2 separate regions of the Mus musculus genome follow, and region 1 is linked to region 2. Evidence: chromatin loops called from intact Hi-C (ENCODE). Cell type or tissue: heart. All regions are shown on one strand. Each heading gives the region's core, and the rest is flanking DNA. Links, peaks and the distances in the headings are about the cores only.

Region 1 (9,679 bases), core at 642-8,641, 62 kb after region 2:
GGTGCACTCTCGGGCCCTACCCATATAAAACCAGGTTGGTTTGAGGTCTCGAGGGCTGACCGGAAGCTATTGAACGGCTGTCTGACCTGGTGTGGTTAAGCACGTGTTGTTTGGGCTGCAGGGCCTCTGATGGTGATCGTGGAATACTGCAAATACGGAAACCTGTCCAACTACCTCAAGAGCAAACGTGACTTATTCTGTCTCAACAAGGTAAGGATTCACCCTGGTCCCTCTCTGTGGCTGTGGCTTATGGGTCCTGACAAGGGTCCATCTCTGAGGGAAGTCAGGGTAGGAACCCAAGCAAGGACAACAGAGGAACACTGCTTGCTGCCTCAGTTGCCCTGGCTTGCTTAGTCACCTTTCTTCTATGGCTCAGGACCACCTGCCTAGGGATTGTGCCGCCCACTGTGAACAGGCCTTCTACATCAATCAATAGTCAAAAGAAAAAAAATCCCTCCACAGACATACCCACAGGCCACAGTGAGGAAGAGAACTCCTCAGTTAAGGTTCTCTCTTCTTAGGTGACTCTAGTTCGTTTGTGTCACATTGACAAAAACTAGCCAGGCCTAGATTCTAAAGGTATGGCTGTTTTTTAATGGCAGCACTTGTGTATGTTTGTTTGTGTGTGTGGTTTGTGTGTGTGTGTGTATGTGTGTGTGTGTGTGTGTGTACACATATGTGTAGGTGCACTTTACCCATGTGTGAATCCCAGAAGTTGACATGGGGATGTCTTCCTCAGCTGCCTCTCCACCTTAGTTTTTTGAGACGGGGCATCTCACTGAACCTAGAGCTGGCCGGTTCCTCTAGAGTGACTTTCCAATGAGCCTCTGGGATCCAGCTTCCTCTGTCTGCCCTACCTTGAAAGATTTTGTGTAGATGCTAGGGATCTGAACAGAGGTCCTCATCCTTGCACGAGATTTTATGCACTTGTTCCTCAAAGCCATACCTGTGACTATAGGACAACTGATTAGCTTCACTAATCAGAGAAACTAAAGGCACAAACAACTGAATGGTTTCCATAGTTACCAATAGATCAGTGATGGACTACAACAGGAAATCATGTGTGCTTAATCTAGTGCTCTCCCTCTTCTATTTCATTATTGTGGTTGTTGTGTATTTGCATGTGTATGTGTTATATGCATGTTGTGTGTGTGTGCATATAGTATAAATATATTATATATGTATATATAACATATATACATATATGTGTGTGTTGTGTTTATATATATGTGTGTGTATGTGTGTATTGTGTGTATATGTGTTTGTGTGCAGTGTATGCATATATATGCAGGTTGTGTGTGTGCATGTGTGTGGTGTGTATGTGTGGTATATGTTTATATGTGTGTGTTGTGTGTGGGTATATATGTACACATATGTGAGTGTCTGTGTTGTGTGTATGTCTGTGAGTGTATATGTGCATTGTATGTGTCTCTGTATGAGCGCGAATGCACATGTGTGGTGTGTGCACAGAGGCCAGAGGAAGATACTGGAGTCTTGCTCTGTCAATCTCTTCCTTACCCCCTCAAGCCTGGGTCTCTCACTGAACCTGGAGCTAGGCTGGCAGCTAGCAAGCTCCAACCATCCTTCTGCCTCCACTTCACAGCACTGGAGTTACAGGTGTGCCAAGCCACTCTGCAGCTTAACCGCTGTTTTTGGCAGGAGTGGAGTTTGGGTTCCTCTGCTTTCCCAGGGAGGCCCTGCACTTGCGGCATCATTCTGCATGAAACACACACACACACATATGCCACACACACACACTACATATACACACACCACATGCACACACATACACCACATATATACACACTACATATACACACACCACATACACACACATACACCACATACACACACACTACATATACACACACCACATACACACACATACATACACATATACACACTACATACACACACAACATACACACATACACACATATACACATACACACACCACATACACCACACACACCACATACACCACACACACCACATATACACATATCACATACACACACACCGCATACACACACACTAAACATATACACACACACAGAGAACAAACAAACACACAAGAATACTGGGAGGACACATAGTCTTTCAGGAAAGGCCAGCTCTAAAGAAGAAGCCATGGATTCAAACACTGTGGTATGCTTTGTGGTCCCACTGCTGTCCCTCTCTGGGCTGAATTGGCCAGGGAGACAGTGACTGACAGTTAGCCAGTCACCGGCATCTGGGAGGCGCACATTGGAGGCAAGCTCTCTGGCTCCACAACCAGATTTTCCAGGTTTAAATTCCAAGTCTCCTCTCATAAGACCTGGCCTTGAACAAATTAGTCAGTCTCTTTAGGCTCCAGTTCCTTGTATTCAGTGGCGCTAATAATAGAACCCAGGGTGAGACTGTTGGGAAAACGAAACTCTTCCCTTAAGCATTTAGTTGTCCCCTTTTGTCAATTTTTATCCACTAGGATGTTGAAGGATGGGGTGTAGCTCAGTGGGGGAGTTCTTATTTGTCACGAGTGAGGCCCTGTGTCTGTCCCCTCCCCTGCATTAGAAAGACAGAGACAGAGAGAATCAGAGACACACACATAGAGAGAGAAACAGAGAGAAAGAGAGAGAGAGAGAGACAAACAGAGACACAGAGAGTTCAATTGAACACAGCTAATGCACATGGTTGAATGAACCTTCAGAGTTCTAGGAACGGTGCCCATCTCTGATATGTAGGGAAGACACCACAGAAGACAACTAGACGTTGCAGTACCTGCAAGCAGTTCTGGCTGCTGAGATGGAGGATTGTGTGAGCCCAAGTGTTAGACATCAGCCTGGAAAATAGAGTGAGACCAGGAGTGGAGAGATGGCTCTGCGGTTAGGAGCTCTTTCTGCTCTACCAAAGGTCCTGAGTTCGGCTCCCAGCACCCACATTAGATAGCTCACAACTGTCTGTTACTATAGCTCCAGGCAATCTGATCTCTCTACTCACTGAGGGTGCCTGTGCTCAGAGACGCACACGCAGATTCACACATACCCTTATATACATAATTTAAATAAATAAATAAGTATATACATATATATGGAGAGAGAGAGAGAGAGGTGGGGGGAGAGAGACCTTGTTACAAATAAAGCAAGGAAAACTGGATAGCTGACCCACCTTTTCATCTCAGACTATGGTTTTATCAAAGACATAGTTGTCCCACCAGACTGTTGAATATATTACATATTCCCTCATTCTATTGTTTGAGACAGGGTCTCACTATGTATCCCTGGCTGTCCTGGAACTCACAGAGATCCACTTACCTCTGCCTCCTGAGTGCCAGAATTAAAGGTGTTTACCACCATGCCCAGCTATATTTCCCCCTTATAAACTAGGCTTTCCAAAAACTGAAATCTTAAATCTACTCTGTGCTCTGTGTGTGTGTGTGTGTGTGTGTGTGTGTCTGTGTGTGTGTGTATCACCAGAGAAGTCAGGAAATGGCTGGCAAGATGGCTCAGTCTAGATAAAGAGGCTTGCTGCCAAGCCTGATGACCTGAGTCTGATCCCTGGGACTCACATGATGGAAGGAGAGAACCAACTCCAGCAAGTTGTCCTCTGGCTTCTGCATTTGTGCACGCAGCAGACAAGCACAAATAAATATATATATACTAGTGTAATAAAGAAATTGGCTTAAGAACACAGTAACCACAAGATAAAGAGAGGAGAAAGACCTATCTTGCTTCACCTCCAGCTTTAGAATTTTTTTCTCAGACCCCCACTAAATAAGGGGTGCAGCGGTGCCCCGAGCTGAGAGCAGCACAGATTCCTGTCGATCTTGATGTCCTAGACTGGGCTCAGGAAGCGCTAAGCCCTCAGAACACCCCAGGGACTTGGCAGGATGGAGCGTTTGGGTTTGTGCGTCCTTTGTTTGGAGGAGCTTGCTTCCTTTCGGGGCTATATTTACTGGTTTACTTCCCCATGGCACTTGGTGGAGCTGTGTTTTATGGAAAACTCATGACTATCTGTCACATTTGGAACCTAAAGGAATAGGAAGGAGAGATGGAGGAACGGCCCAAATCCGTCAAGATTCTTAAATGTGCTTTGTGATTAACCTACTATTCTGCCTTAGTCCCCAGAGTCCACTAACGTAACCTGTCTTTGGTGGCACACTGCTGCTGAGCATAGCTGAACTGGGGTGCGAGGAAGGGTAGGGTAACCTGGGGACAGGTTCTACCCCGTAGCTTCTGAGAGCTGTGAGGAAGAAGGCAGTACGCTTTCAGAAAATAAAACTCCAGACTCCGTCTGAGCAGGGCTAGCTGCCTCGTGGAGAGAAAAATGATGGTCCTTTGGACTGTTTGGCTTTCTACCTGCCACGAGGAAAAGGTGTCTAGGGTGGGTTACACGCAATATAACTTGTCTTCACTCCTGAAATCCCAGACAGGATTTGAGAAGAACTGAGAGAGCAAAACTCCCTTCAGGGACATGACTCGAGGAAATGTTTGTATGGGGTGTGTCCCCAGGAGACTCTTTTTTTTCAGGATGTGGGAACCCCTCTGTACCCTATATCACAGTGCTGCTTGCTGCTGTCCCTCCTAAAGTTTGTTGGATCTTCTGCTTGCTCCCTGGCGCCCTCTAGTGGAAGGACTGCTTCTTCTTAGTGACATCCCAGAAAAGTCAAGGCTGTTTAATCCTAGCGCTGAACTTCATTCCCTCCCAGCTCCTGTCTAGGTACACAGAAGCCAGCAGAAGCCAGGCTGTACGGTACACAGGCCCCTGTGGGTATATACACATGCGGGTACGCATGGGCACACAGCCGCGTCCTGAAAGCCACTGAGCAGGATGCGTCTCTAGTGTGAAGCAGTAGATGAGTTACGGTAGGCAAAACAGTAGAACACGGAAGTCCTTTCCTGCGAGGCACAAACTGTAATAATATGTAGTGCCTTCCAGACGAGAAAGATGAAACGCAGACAAACATGAAAGGATTTGCCCATGATGGCATGATTAGTAGAGGAGCCAGAAGACTCTATAGAGAAGGCAGAGGAAAAGCAGCAAGATTCAGATGCCCACAGTGAGCCGCCTTTGCTATTCATGATAGGATGCAGTGGTGTGACATCCTCAAAGGGAAACCAAGAGAAAGGTGTATCTCCTCTTCTCTCCCCGAGGAAATGAGAGGAACTGGTAACTTGAGCCTCTGCAGGGATTACAGAGGCTTTCACACCACCTGAGTGAGGCTATCAAACTCTCTGTCACCTTTCAAACAACAGGGCATGTGCTACAAAAAGCAGCAGAGACAGACTTGGTTGGACGCTAGCGCAAGCTTTCAGGCTTTGCCAATTATTAGCTGTGGCTTTGATGACTTAGCTCTTCAGAACCAGCTTGTGTATGAATTGTTTTATAAGGGAGGGAGAGAGGGAGGGAGGGAGGGAGGGAGGGAGGGAGGGAGGGAGGGAGGGAGGGAGGGAGGGAGGGAGGGAGGGGAAGAGGGAGAAGGCTTAGCAGTTAGGAGCACTGTTCCCCCAGCACCCATATTGGCACAACCTGCTTTGACCCCAGGTCTAGGGAATCCAATGACGTTGTCTAGCTTTGGTAGACACCCAAATGCATGTTCACATACACATAAATAAAAATAAAATAAATCTATTTTAAAAAACAAATCAGGTGGTGGTAACACACACTTTTAATTCCAGCACTCGGGGGATAGAGGCAGGTAGATCTCTGAGTTCCAGGACATCAAGGACTACATAGAAATGCTGTCTCAAACCACGCCCATACCTCGTAAGACAAAACAAACACTATTTTGACAATTATTTAGTAAAATGACATAAGCTCTTGGGGAAGTTGAGGAAGTGTATGCTAGCTCACACTAAGTGTTCAGTATTTATCAGTTGCCTGGATCTGAGGTGTTCACTAGGAACCCATGCAAGAACATAAAAGATTCTACAGCCTGGGAAATAAATGCCTAGCACCCAGTGTGCATTCGGGGTCCAGTGGCTTGTCCAATCCGGACGGCAGCCATCTCTGCCTTGGGCCCCTCTCACTCCTGTGCTTCTTGTCTATGCTAAGGACGCAGCCTTGCATATGGAGCTCAAGAAAGAGAGCCTGGAACCAGGCCTGGAGCAGGGCCAGAAGCCCCGCCTAGACAGTGTCAGCAGCTCAAGTGTCACCAGCTCCAGCTTCCCTGAAGACCGAAGCGTGAGCGATGTGGAAGGAGACGAGGGTACGTATCCGCTCCTCCCGGCCTCCAGTCTCGGGGATTTCTACAACACACTACACATCTCACACATTTTTTTCCTTCCGGATTTATCACCCTAATAAACATCCTGGGAATGGGGGTAATGTCCTACCAGGTCACACCCATTGTGCCCAATCTCCATTCCCCTACCCTTCACCCCCACCCCTCAACCCCGCAGCCTGGGAAAACATCTCTGATGCTTGAGTTGAGACTCAAACTCTCTTGCCAATGAACTGTGGCGTCCTTGGTGTGTCTTATACTTTGTGAATATTGTTTCAATAAATGGGGATTTGGTGCAGGCACAAAAATCTTTACAAGATTCGAATGCTCCGTAGATTACAGTGAGATCTCCAAGCAGCCCCTCACCATGGAAGACCTGATTTCCTACAGTTTCCAAGTGGCCAGAGGCATGGAGTTTCTGTCCTCCAGAAAGGTCAGCTCATCTCTTTGTAGTCTAACTTTATTTAAAAAAAAAAAAAAGAATGTTTTTTAATACTGCAAATCTTTTATATATGCATATGTACATATGTACACACATATATACACCTGCATATATATATATATATATACACATACACACACACACACACACACACACACACACACACACCTGAGTACTCTGTCTTCAGACACACCAGCAGAGGGCATCAGATCCCATTACAGATGGTTGTGAGTCACCACATGGTTGCTGGGAATTGAACTCAGGACCTCTGGCAGAGCAGTCAGTGCTCTTTACTGCCAAGACATTTCTCCAGCCCCTTCTTTAACTTTCTTAATCAGAGATAAAAAAAGGTTTTGAGTTTTTTTCAAAAGCTTTCACTTTACATTTTAGAATTTGTTTTTATGTATGTTATTAAACTTAGAACATCCAACACACGTGTGCCTTTCAAGTCTCTTCCCTGCTCCCCACTTTTATTTTGACCTTTTAAATGATGTATGAAAACATACAGATTGCATATGTTAACCAATATACAAGAATGACATCAATTCTCAACTTAAATCGGGTTGGATATATTTTTATAACTTAATGGTAACGTATTTGAAAATGCATTCTGCTACTGATTTGTCTTTTTGTGAGGCCTGGACACACACCTCTGCTGTGAAGCTATTTTTCTAGTATTTGTTTATATTTGTTTAGGTTGTTAACTATACACCAGACCTCACCACAATAACCTAGATTTGCTCTGATATGGAGAGGTACCAGGATATTGAGCCTGCGGATAGCATTTAAGGGTAAAATCTTCCTGGGTATTTTGGACTACACAAACCCAGGAGCGCTGTCTTCCACGGTGCCCTCTGGCGTGCTTCTAAACTCTCCAGGCTTCATGAAGAAGCTATCTTCAGTATACCCACCTGAGGCTTCTCAGAAACCCTCAGCTCAAGCCCAAACCATGGGCATCCAGGCACCTGAGAGGCCAAGGCAGGGGGATTCCTGGTTACATGCCAACCTGAGTGAGTTCCGGGTCAGGGTACACAACACCTCGGGAGTCTGTCTTAAAACCAGCAACAGCGGCAAACAACGTAAACAGCCAACAAAACAAATCACCCCTAACCACAGCTCCCAAAGATCTGCTCTAAAAGGCCACAGGGGAAAATCTCACTCACTGGCAAAATTCAGACTGCCGGTGCGGTTGACCAGTACGCTCCCATAGAACAGGAGCCTGGCTGATTTAGAACGTGTCCTTTGAGCCACCTGGACCTTGTACTTGCACAAGAAGCACATTGTGTTTATGGTAGCTAGGTGTGTGCTGAGAGATGCTCCCTCTACCACAGATGAAATGGAAATTAGAATTAAGAATAATGATACCAGGGCCAGTGAGCCGGCTCAGCAGGTAAAGGTATTTGCTGCCAAATTGATGACTTCAGTTCGATCCCAGGAACTCACACGGTTGCCCTCCACATGCATGTCATGGTATATGCATGCTCACATGAGTGCTTGTGTGTGCACACACGCTCACTCGCACATACACACATACTCACACACACTCATACATATACACACACACAGTTGTTTTTTTTTTTTTTTCAAAGAATAATGACCCAGAGTGGATACAGGAAATTAAGCAGCTTGATTCGGGAAGTGCGTTCATTACATAACTGTTTTATTACAGTGCATTCATCGGGACCTGGCAGCGAGAAACATCCTTTTATCTGAGAACAATGTGGTGAAGATTTGCGACTTTGGCCTGGCCCGGGATATTTATAAGAACCCTGATTATGTGAGGAGAGGAGATGTGAGTGAGCTTGGGGGCGCGTTCGATCCCTTTCTACCCTGTCGAGTTTAGGCCACAGACCGAAGCCCTTGCAAACACTTACGTTTCTCAGCAGTCATTCCCCAAATGCCCATGTGGCTCTGCGAAGATAGATGGTCCAGAAGAGCTGTGTGCTGAGAACTCTGGGGATGGAATCTTCTTTCTCTGATCCCTGGCTGGGTACCTGTCCTGATAGAAGGACCACTTGAGACTTGTTAACCTGAGCAGCCGGCTGAGCCCTGCAGAGACCACATCAGTCTCTGCCCACCACCCCTCTGGGAGTCCCATGTCCCACTGAAAAGAACAGCGTGGCCTCTTCCCCTCAGATAAGCCCCGGTGATTGATTCAGCAGGTGTCTGTACTTCCGGAAAGAGTGCGGGAGGGTACACACTATCTTGAACGGAGGAAGCTGCTTACCTCCAGGGACGCCTTCCGTGGGACCCATCTCCCTTCTGGCTCATGCTGGCCTCTCTTCCTCATTTGTTTTTGAACATAATGTTATTTGTCACTTACTGGGTGACCTTTAGTGTCCTCTCTTGTCTGGCCTCTGCCAGGAGGGCTTCAGCTAATAATGTCTGGGTTCTCTTGATTGCTCTGCAGCAGGGCTCTCAGACTGTAGGAAACACACACATCACCTAGCAGCCTTTCTGAACCAAGACTTGCTGTCCTCACCCCAGATCCCTTGATGCAGAAGGTCCAGAGGGAGGGTGAGGAAGGTGGGGAGGGTGGGGAGGGTGGGGAGGGTGGAGGGAGACTGGAATCTGCACTTTCAACAAGTTTCTGGACCATACTATGCGGACACCCGGGGGAACACACTTTCAGAAACCCTTCTTAGTTACTGTTTCTTTTCTTTTTAACTTTTATTTTGTGTATGAGTGGTTTACCTAAATGTGTGTACTGCATGCATGCAGTGCCCAAGGAGGCCAGAAGAGGGCGTCAGATTCCCCGGGACTGGAAGTACAGATGGTTGTGAGTCACCATGTGGGTTCTGGGAACTGAACCCATGTCCTGTGTAAGAACAGCCAGCTTTTTACTGCTGAGCCACCTCTCAGCCTCTCAGCTACTCTTTCTAAAAGGAAAATAGCCCAGTTTGCAGTGGCGCTCCAGGCTGCAGAGACTGCTTCCGCCCGTGTTTCAGTCTGACCCTCTTTGCTGTCCTTGGCATCTCTTCATTCCTCCACAGTCTTTGTCTCTCCAGTGTCCCAGACATCTTGCTTTGCTTCCC
Region 2 (9,679 bases), core at 1,188-9,187:
ACTGGGGGGAAGGGGAGGGGAGGGGTGACTGCCTCTCTGCGTTTCGGTAGCGACATTTCCGTGAACTTGTTTGAGGGTACAGGAGGAAATATGTAAATTGCCTGAGACAATCCCATGACGTGTATGATCGTCCTAATTACGGAACTACGGCTTGTGGTCCAGTTCCCACACTGCCCCTGGCTCCCCCTAATTCTCACCTTCTGTTTTCCCATCACGTGGTTGTTGTGTGTCAGCTCTTCCTTGGCCTTTATACACCTACTTCTATTTCTCCCTGAAAGACTTAGAAGAAAGCAGTGTTAGAAACATCCCAAGATTAAAATCTCTATTCCATAAATAGGTTAAAAAAAAAAAAAAAAGCGTGTTCCCGGAAATTAAGCGGAATGACATATTACCTCCATTCAGTCTATTCCACGAGGCTGAAGACAGGACTTACTAAGGCTTAGCAAATGGAAGGAAAGGAAAATTAAGAAATCCAAGCTTACAGTAGCTAATGACAGGTTTTTGGTTGGTTGTTTTTGTTTGCTTGCTTGTTTTATTTTATTTTGTTTCTGGGATTGGGGGCTTTTTGTGTTTCAAGACAGGGTTTCTCTATTTAGCCCGGGCTGTCCTGAAACTCACTCTGTAGACCAGGCTGGTCTCGAATTCAGAGATCTGCCTGCTTTTGCCTCCCAAGTGCTGGGATCAAAGGCGTGCACCACCATGTCTGGCTTCTGGTGACAGTCTTGATGAACATCTGGGGACATATCAAAGGACCCCGTGACAAGCACAGAACCTTTAAGAATGCAGAGTTAGACTGGACCAAAAACCTCACCTTTTATCTTTTTTGATGTTGCAATTGGCTGTGTTCATCCTCTGTAGAAGGGCACTGTGGATTTTAAGTGGGAGTGAGGTTGTCTTTCCTTCTCCTATGACTGGTTGACTATGAGTGTCCTAATGGTAGTTTACCTTAATGCTTCTGCCTTCGTCACTGGCCCTCGATTTGCTTCATTTGTGGAAAATGCAAACTGATTATAGAATTAATGCAAGCAGACCATCTTGAGACATCCCTTCAAGTGTGTCCTATAAAATAAACAATTACAACTCCAAGTATCTGTTACAGCTCAAATCTTTGGCAGTTTCTCTTCTAAAACATAACAGGGACAATTTGGTATTCTGTTTGACCTTTTTCATTCTCCTCTTTGTTGTGGACATCAAGGATCAGAATGGTCCCTTTAAGACAAGCAGCTCATGCATCCTTATTGACTGCCCCATGAGAAGATGCCTTCCAATACAACCAAAGGATGCAGAGCACAGCCTTGCTTAAGCTCCTGTCTCTGACCTGACCTGTCTTATGCTTGTCAAATACCCGCCATGGATTTTTGTCTTGTTTTTGAGACAGGGTCTCACTATGTAGCCTTGGCTGGACCTCTTCAATATGTAGACCAGGCTGGCCTCCAACACACAGAGCTCTTCTGCCTCCTGTCACTGGGACTAAAGGCATATACCACTATACACAACCTATATCTTTGATGTTATATGAAAAGATACTTAATTTTATAACCTTAAAACATATTCCCTAGATAAAGAATATACCAGAGTGAAATAATTTTTAGGAAAGTTGATCATAATAAGTTCTATGTTTCACCCTGTGTTTAAAAATGTTTTTCTTTAATTAGAATCTTTTCATTCATCGATCATACTTCCAAATCACATCACTTAAAGAAAGAAAGAAAGAAAGAAAGAAAGAAAGAAAGAAAAGAAAAGAAAGAGAAAGAGGAAAAGAAAAAGAAAAAGAAAAAGAAAAAGGAAAAGAAGGGTGGTGGTTTACACCTTTAATCCCAGCACTCAGGAGTTCGAGGCCAGCCTGGTCTATAAAGTCCACGACAGCCAGGGCTGTCACACAGAGAAATCCTGTCTTGAAAAAAATAGAAAAGTTTTCAGTTTGTGTGAAATTCTATCCCAGAAGGAAAATAGTGTTCAGTTTATGCTGCTGATTAAAGGAGCTACCTTCAAGGAAAACCCCATTCAAATGGTAGACAGGCCTGTGTCAATAGGTTTTGCTACCCAGTGTGAAGCACTTGGGTGGGGAAGCAATCAAAGGCTGAGAGTGTGAGCTCTCAAGTTCTACACACCAGTACAGATGCTCTTCCCAGGCATGTCTGTGGTCTCTGGAGTCCTGGGGTTCATCCCTTAACCCCTAGAAACCTTAGTCACCTTATTTGTTTAATGCCCCCATCTCACGGGGCTAAGATAATGCTGTCCATGTTACCATCAAGGACAGCATGAAGGTCCCACCACAAAGAAATAATAAACACCCCACTTACATAATTTCTACACTAACAGAAACCATGGTGAGTTCAATTCTGGAGGATGCCCGTCTGTGCATACGTGTCTAATATTGGAAGGCATTATTCAGGCAAAGAAAAATGTACTTGAATTATATCTCTTTCTTCATAATTCATTGTATGGCATGGATTCATATCACCTCCAGGCATCTCAGCTTTAGTCTCAGATTACATGAAAAGTCTGACATGGCTCAGCAAGACCAAAGCTGCTGCAACCATTTCAGACAGTGTGGGCAAGTCTAATTTACTGACTGACTTTATGTGCATGATTGCTTTGCACGTATGTATATCTGCGCACCATGTGCTTGCCCAGTGTCCATGGAGATCAGAAGAGGGTGTCAGATCTCCTGAGGCTACAGTGACTGTAGCTGAAGTTACAGGGCATTATGAGCAACCACGTGGGTACTAAGAATCAAACCCTGATCCTCTGCAAGAACATATGCCTTTACCACTGTGTCCTCTCTCCAGCCCACTATGTGCAGGACTCAAACAGGGCAAATGTACATATGTAGTCTGGCTTCTCCTTGCCACAAACCCCAGCTCTGGGTTTTGCAAAATCAAAGTCATTTTAACAACAGTATAAATGGTGACTGTCTGAAATGTCAAATATTCTCAAGCCAACAGGCACAGGGTTTCTAAGCAGACAAATCTAACTAAACCATAGATCCGAGTTGGACCACGATACATCCGAGAATCTAAATGACTCTGCAGGGGTCCTTCCAGATCAACAGTAAGAACTTAACTCCTGTAAGGAGCGTGGGCTTACGATGACTGCAAGCAGGAAGCCCTCAGTGCAGACATTCATTTCTGATTTCCCGTGAAGAGCTTTGACATGCAGCTCAGACTCCCCAGACAACACAGGGGGTCACAATGCACTTGATCGTCAATCTGTCCTTCTGGCTCCCACCAGCTAGTGGCTCCCCTCACACTGTCTCCAACAAGCTTGTCTTACCACAGCTTTCTACGTCCTCTGTGGCTCTCGCTGGTCTGTATAATAATTAAGAGAAGGCGGCTATCAGAACTCATATGCTCCCACTCTTTGTTAAAGTTAGCAATCAAAAGAAAGAGAAAGAGAGAGAGAGCTGGACTCTCAGACTCTTCTACAGTGGCCATCTTCCTACCCCACCCACACCCAACTCACACCCCCAACCCCCGAAGAAGAGAAAGCATATGTTGGAACCTTAAGTAGGGAATGGGCCAAACACTTTTAAAAGTCATTGGCCATGGGGATTGCTATGCTCCCTACTGATTGATATCCCAGCAGTACCTTTACAGCCACGTGATGAATATCCACTAAACGGAGTGAGAACTACCACATAGCCCAGCCCTCTGCGTTATCTAGAAGTTTGATAACACACAGATGATATAAGAGTGGATGGGATTGAGCAGAGACTTCCAACAACCAAGAAACCATTTGGGGTGGGAAATGAAGAAGGGGGTTTGCTGCCTAAAAAAACCAGAGGATGCTGTCAGACTTCCTTTCAGATTTACTTACTATGTTTTATATGTGTGAGTGTTCTGCCTGCATGTATGTACATGCAATATGTATGAGCCTGGTGCTCACAGAGGCCAGAAGAGGGTGTTGGATCCTCTGGAACTGGAGTTACAGATGGCTGTGAGCTGCCACGTGGGTACTGGGAACTGAACCCAGGTCCTCTGCAAGAGCAGCCAGTGCTCTTAACTACTGACCACCTCTCCAGCCCTTGTTTTTAGTCTGCTTAGTCTCTAGATTAAAAACAGAAATGTCTTGATTTCTTAGAGACATTGAGAGACCACACATTAAGTGCCTACTTACTATTACTTCACCCATCGGAAAACGTTAAGTCCCTTCCCCAAGACCAGTCCCTCGGGAATGCTCATTCACAAAAGCACCCGGCATCCCGTAGTATTGCATTTATCTTACGCCAGGACACACAAAATCATCTACCACCCTGAGAACAGTACCCCAGTCTCACAGACCATGGCTAGTTATTTGTGTCGTAGGACAGACTACAATCTCTGAGGAACTGGACCAAGTTTTATGTATTTGTCTCTAATTTGAAGTATTAAAAAGTACCTTTAATCCCCCCTCACTACCTATTCATGGCATGGTGGCTTTCAATGGAAGACTGCTCAGCAGTGTGTCCATATTTCTAATTTCTTCTTTTAAAGGAAACAATGGAAGTCTTTTAGCTGTCTAAGTTTTCACCTTACGATTAGAGTAGACATTATTTATTTTGAAAAGTACTTCCAGGTTCATATCAACTTGACCACCATCTGGGGACAATCAGCTAAGTCATAGCTCTAAAATGTCAGTTTATATCTTCATTTTGTACATAAAGAATTAAAGTCCTGAGAATACACAATTTATAAACACACACACACACACACACACACACACACACACACACACACACGCACGACTAGCTTAGCTTTCAACTTCCTGTCCCTTTCAAGTCCACTGGGGGCTGCGAGCCAGACCCCGTGAGCACAAATGAGAACTGGCTTCTCCGCCTTCTCTTCTCTCCTTGCTTGATTCTCATGCCCATCATAGATGCCTCCTGTGACCAGTTGGCACCCATGCTCTCAGGTCACCCACACCAGGAAAGGCCTGGGCCTCACCTGTTCCTCTCACAGACATGGCCTGACCACCTCGTGGGGTGGGACGTGCAGTTCCACACCCCGGCTTCAGGTCTGTGATTGTTGTGGCCACATACCGAGATAAGCCCCGAAAACCCTCGTAGGTCGGATGTCATGGGCTCCGGTCTCCTGAGGACCTGTTTTCCTGTTATTTTTCTATTCGTAGTGGGGCTCCAAAGCAGAGAGCTTGCTGGTGGCTACCACCCCTGCCATACCCTCTATGTGAATGGAACATCTGAATCACTCCAACCCTTAGCCGCTCGCTCAGGGCCGTTCCTATCGATCTCTGTCCCAGCTGAACTTTGTGTCTTTTGCAGACGGTTAGCACATTGGTGGTGGCTGACTCTCAGACCCCTGGAATCTACAGCTGCCGGGCCTTCAATAAAATAGGGACTGTGGAAAGAAACATAAAATTTTATGTCACAGGTAAGCTATCGGGACTTCACCTACAGGGAAGTTGGGTGACCTCAGTCTTTCTTCTTTTTCTCTTTGCTTTTAACGCCCTTGGTGATTCCCCCCCCCTTTTTTTTAAACATAGACTTGTCACACTGTGAGGACCTCCATCCTTGCTCTCGGATAGAATTCCACAACATCTTTAGCTTCTCTAAAGAGCCACTTCCCGGAATTCTCTCAATTGTGTCTGTGTCTCTTTCCCAGACTGGGTTCTAAATTTGGGATCTTATATCCTCACTCTTGGACCCCCCTCAAGACCTACCTCTGGGTCTGGTACATAGTTCACTTCCAACCCCTATGATATTAGACGGGTTTTTTGATTGTTTGTTTTTTGGTTTGGGGAAGGAGGTTGTGGGTTTTTTGTTTGATTGTTTGTTTTACTTAGAAATGCATAGTTGAAGTAATTTAGCCCTTTGGGAGACTCAGACTCCCCTGTCAAAATCTGAAAGTGGGCTTTGTTCCTCATAATTAATGGGCTATTTTTTTTTGAGCATTTAAGAATTTTTAACTTTAAACCCTGATGGTCTCTACAAATCTTTAAACCTGCAAAGTACTCAAGTGGCGCTCCTTATGTCCCTCGGTGAGTCCAGGAAGGAAATAAGTTGCTCAAAGTCTAAAAACAATTGCCTGGCTCCACGCCTCCCCAGTTTCTGAGGGAACCTGGGCAGCCTGCCAACCCTCTGGAAACTTCACACTGCACGGAGCAGGCTGCTGACAGTGCCTAGAAGTCTCCAGAAAGAAATAGGCAGCCCTGAGTTCATAAGGCGTTTGCGTTTTCCGATGATGGGAGCCTGCAGCCAAACCCTAAAGAGTCTGGGCCGTGGAGCCGTCCTGAAGGTCATTCTCACAGGTTGGACCTGGACAGTGCCCTGCATTCTCTGGAGAGGGGAGAACACCACAGCAAAGCCCCCTTGACCGAGGACTGGTCCTCACCTTCCCACCTTACAAGAGCAGAAGACAGTGTTCCTCTTATATCCGCTCCCAGTAGCAAAGGCCTTTGCTGGGGAAGGATGCTCACAAAGATTTCACTAAGATTAGTCTAGGAGTAAATCCAGGAGCTTTGGAGTAAACCCGCAGTTCTCAACCTGCATGGGGAGGTCGCTCCACCCTTTCATAGGGGTCACCTAAGACCATCGGGAAACATTTTGCAATCCATAGCAGTAGCAAAATGACAGTTCTGAAGTAGCAACAAACTATTGCTAAGTATTGGTGGTATACGCCTTTAATCCCAGCACTTGGGAAACAGAGGCAGGCAGGATATATGAGTCTTAGGCCAACCTGGTCCAGGACAGCCAGGGCTAAAATGAGAAACCCTGTCTTAAAAAAACAAAACAAAAAACAAACAACAAAACAAATAAATAAAAATAAAACAAAAAAGGAAGAAAGAATAACATTTTGTTTAAGCAGTATATCTAAAATACTATATTACATTTTTAATATGTAGTCAACATTTAGGGGGTTATTTTCCTGGCGATTGAACTCCAGACGTGATGCAGATGTTTTACCACTGAGCTATGCCCATAGCCCTGTATTCATCAGAGAAATAAAACAACACACACATACACCCCACCCCTGCTCAAATTTTAATCAATTTAAAATAAATGAAATAAAATTCAGGCCTTCAGTCACATAGACCACTGATCAGTACTCCAAAGCTGCGTGTCAGCTCTAAGCCTCTGAGGGGGAGAACTGGAGGGTACTGAGCTGTGGGTGTGGGGGCGGGCATGAACAGATAGAGGGAAGAGGCTAGGCTTCCTCTACGTGTTCCGAGCTAAAGGAAAGCACCAGCAGCCGCCCACAAACTCTTTAGCCCCCCCGAGACTCATCTAAAACCATCCCACAAACCTTTACAGATGTTCCAACTTCTTGTGGACAACTGTGCCTACATCAGGACCTCAAGGCCAGGCTAGGCTTAGAGTCCTGGGGCCTCTCAGGGCTGCTGAGCCAAGAGCAACAGTACCTGCCATGCCTCTCACTCCATCCCTGTGAGTGAGAGCCATGCCCACATCTGCTCCCGGACCCTTCCCTCCACAGCTCTTCAGCCATTTCTTATATTGACTAGGGATGCCTGCCAGCCCTCTGGCAGAGGCAGAGAAGTCTAGTGGCAGCCTTAAGAGCCATCTGTCTTCTCTGGGAATCTTGGGCATTATCTAGATAATGGGCACATACCATTGGCCCATCAATATTGCACATTCTAAGGGTCCAACCAGAGCAGGCCATCTAATGGCTTGGGGCAGGGCCCTTCTGGCTTGGGTCTGAGTGTGTTCTGGGAGAGGACATGCTGAATTTGGGGGAAGGAAATGCCTACTGGAAGCTCACAGTGCTTCTCAAAGCACACAGAAACTTTCATCTTAATGCCTAAAAGCAGCGCATCATCTCAGCCTTGTTATTTAGGATTCGCTTCCTCCCCGTGGCTCTCTTCAACCAGCGCTGGAGAGCGTAAATTGAGATGGATGGTAGACTGAATCGCTTATAACCACTATTGGCTTTTAGCTAATTATTATATTTTTTCATATCGGATTTTTGCTCCAATTGTTTTTTATTTTATTTGTATTCATTTAAGAAAGGGTCTGATCCTAAACCCTTGGTTGTCTAGGAACTCATATATAAACTAGGCTGGCCTGCCTCTCCCTCCCAAGTGCTGGGATTAAAGATGTGCCCCATCACACCCAGCCTAAGATTTAGTCTTAGGACATATAAGGTTAAGCACTTTTAGGACCCTTGTACATAACAAGTTTATTTTCTAGGAAAAATAAGAATAGATGGATGGATAGATAGATATATAAATATATCTTATGTGTAGTGTATGTTGTAGGATATAAGAAGATGTGTACTGTGTGTGTGTGTGTGTGTGTGTGTGTGTGTGTCTTATACTTGGCCCAGGGTACCACTTCAGTTTTCTGTATTTATTTATTTTATATTGTGTTTGTGAGCGTTTGGCCGGCATGCATGTACATGTACCACACACATGCCTAGTGTCCACCGAAGGCCAGGAGAGGGCTTTGGGTGCCCTAAAACTGGAGTTACAGGTAGTTGTGAGCCATGTGGTGGGTTCTGGAAAACCAAATCTGGGTCCTCCGCAAGAGCAACAAGTGCTTTTAACCACTGAGCCATCCCTCCAGTCCCTCCCCGGTAATACTTAAATAGCTGCTGCTATGTAGGAGCAGACATAACATGTAGCTCAGTGGTAAAGCCCCCTCCCCCTGGTATCACATAGGAGACACTGAGTTAAATCCTGGGGACCCCCCAGCCCCCTAAAGTGCCTGTCTAAACTTTGAATTCTGTAAAGATCTATTTGATGCTTTATCGGTTCTCAGAACGCTGTAACTTCCCTTCCTCGGTGGAGAGAAGCAGCTGGCTGTGGCCATCAGCAGCCTTTGACAGCATGCCTTCCTAATTCTGCTGCTCAATTGTAGCTGGTACCTGTGACCTCAGCAGAGATCTCTAGTATCCGTTCATGCACGTTCAGGGACTACTCCTGCCAGTGGTCCAATTAAGATTGCTCAACCTTTTCAGTCTCTTTGGGGCCATCCCAGTCAGGTGGAAATGCCTGCCTCACGGTGCCTGCTTCCACCGGGGCATGCTTTCCCCACAGGGGATTGGCCATGTCTTCTGAAAGTGAGGCTGGCTTCTCTCACGGACCCCTCAGGAGACTGTAGTAAGTCTCATCCTATACGGATGAGTGTTATATAGTGAGGAGAGTGATGGCTGAGCTGGAGAACAACTCCTATTTTACGTGCATCAGTGTCTTGCCTAAATGTATGTGTGTTTGAGGGTGTCAGATTCCCTGGAACTGGAGTTGGAGACAGTTGTGAGCTGCCATGTGAGTGCTGGGAATTGAACCCAGGTCCTCTAGAAGAGCAACCAGTGTTCTTAACCACTGAGCCAGCTCTCTAGTCCCGTGGAGAGCAGCTCTTCTTAGGATTTATACTCAGGGTTTGGGGGGCGGGGGAAGAATTAAGGAGAGAATCCCTCTGGGTTTATTAAACCATTAAAGATAATTTATTTGTCTACAGTCTTCTATGGATCAAAAGCAAATGCTGAAGGGGTTACATTGAGAAACAGATGGTCCTAAGAGCTGTCTGATGACTTCAGAAACTGTGTCCAGTTCAGAAACAGGCTTTCAGGATAGACCTGGTTGTTTGTTTGTTTGTTTGTTTGTTGTTTTTCTCTTTTCTAGATGCAGCGTGTGTGTGTGTGTGTGTGTGTGTGAGCCATCACTGGGAGAGAAACTGGAAGATGAAACCTTGTCTCTCTCATTTCTCAGTGTCACTAAATGCGTT

The links. A loop is a pair of places that touch in the nucleus more often than their neighbours do. Peaks named below come from ENCODE experiments on the same cell type or tissue, not always from the same donor. Only the 100,000 strongest peaks of a DNase experiment are listed, where the experiment ranks them.
Region 1: a loop joins it to region 2, with 2.9 times the contacts of the local background. A loop is called at or near these places in 6 of 42 quality-filtered maps.

The regions. Positions count from the first base shown.
Region 1 is chr5:147,579,059-147,588,737 of GRCm38, reverse strand. Flt1 (FMS-like tyrosine kinase 1) reads left to right here. Exons shown (of 30, transcript NM_010228.4): 20 at 122-210; 21 at 6,034-6,187; 22 at 6,538-6,635; 23 at 8,314-8,436. Among named protein-coding and RNA genes, the nearest start is that of Gm35383, 76 kb to the left of the region's middle. In heart, for the core only: a CTCF peak has its summit at 4,599 (motif pointing left); DNase peaks (open chromatin) are centred at 3,857, 4,607 and 8,357; H3K4me3 peaks cover 525 bases.
Region 2 is chr5:147,641,815-147,651,493 of GRCm38, reverse strand. It overlaps Flt1 (FMS-like tyrosine kinase 1), which reads left to right. Exons shown (of 30, transcript NM_010228.4): 12 at 5,261-5,369. Among named protein-coding and RNA genes, the nearest start is that of Gm35383, 13 kb to the left of the region's middle. In heart, for the core only: a CTCF peak has its summit at 5,950; DNase peaks (open chromatin) are centred at 5,003 and 6,063; H3K27ac peaks cover 2,718 bases.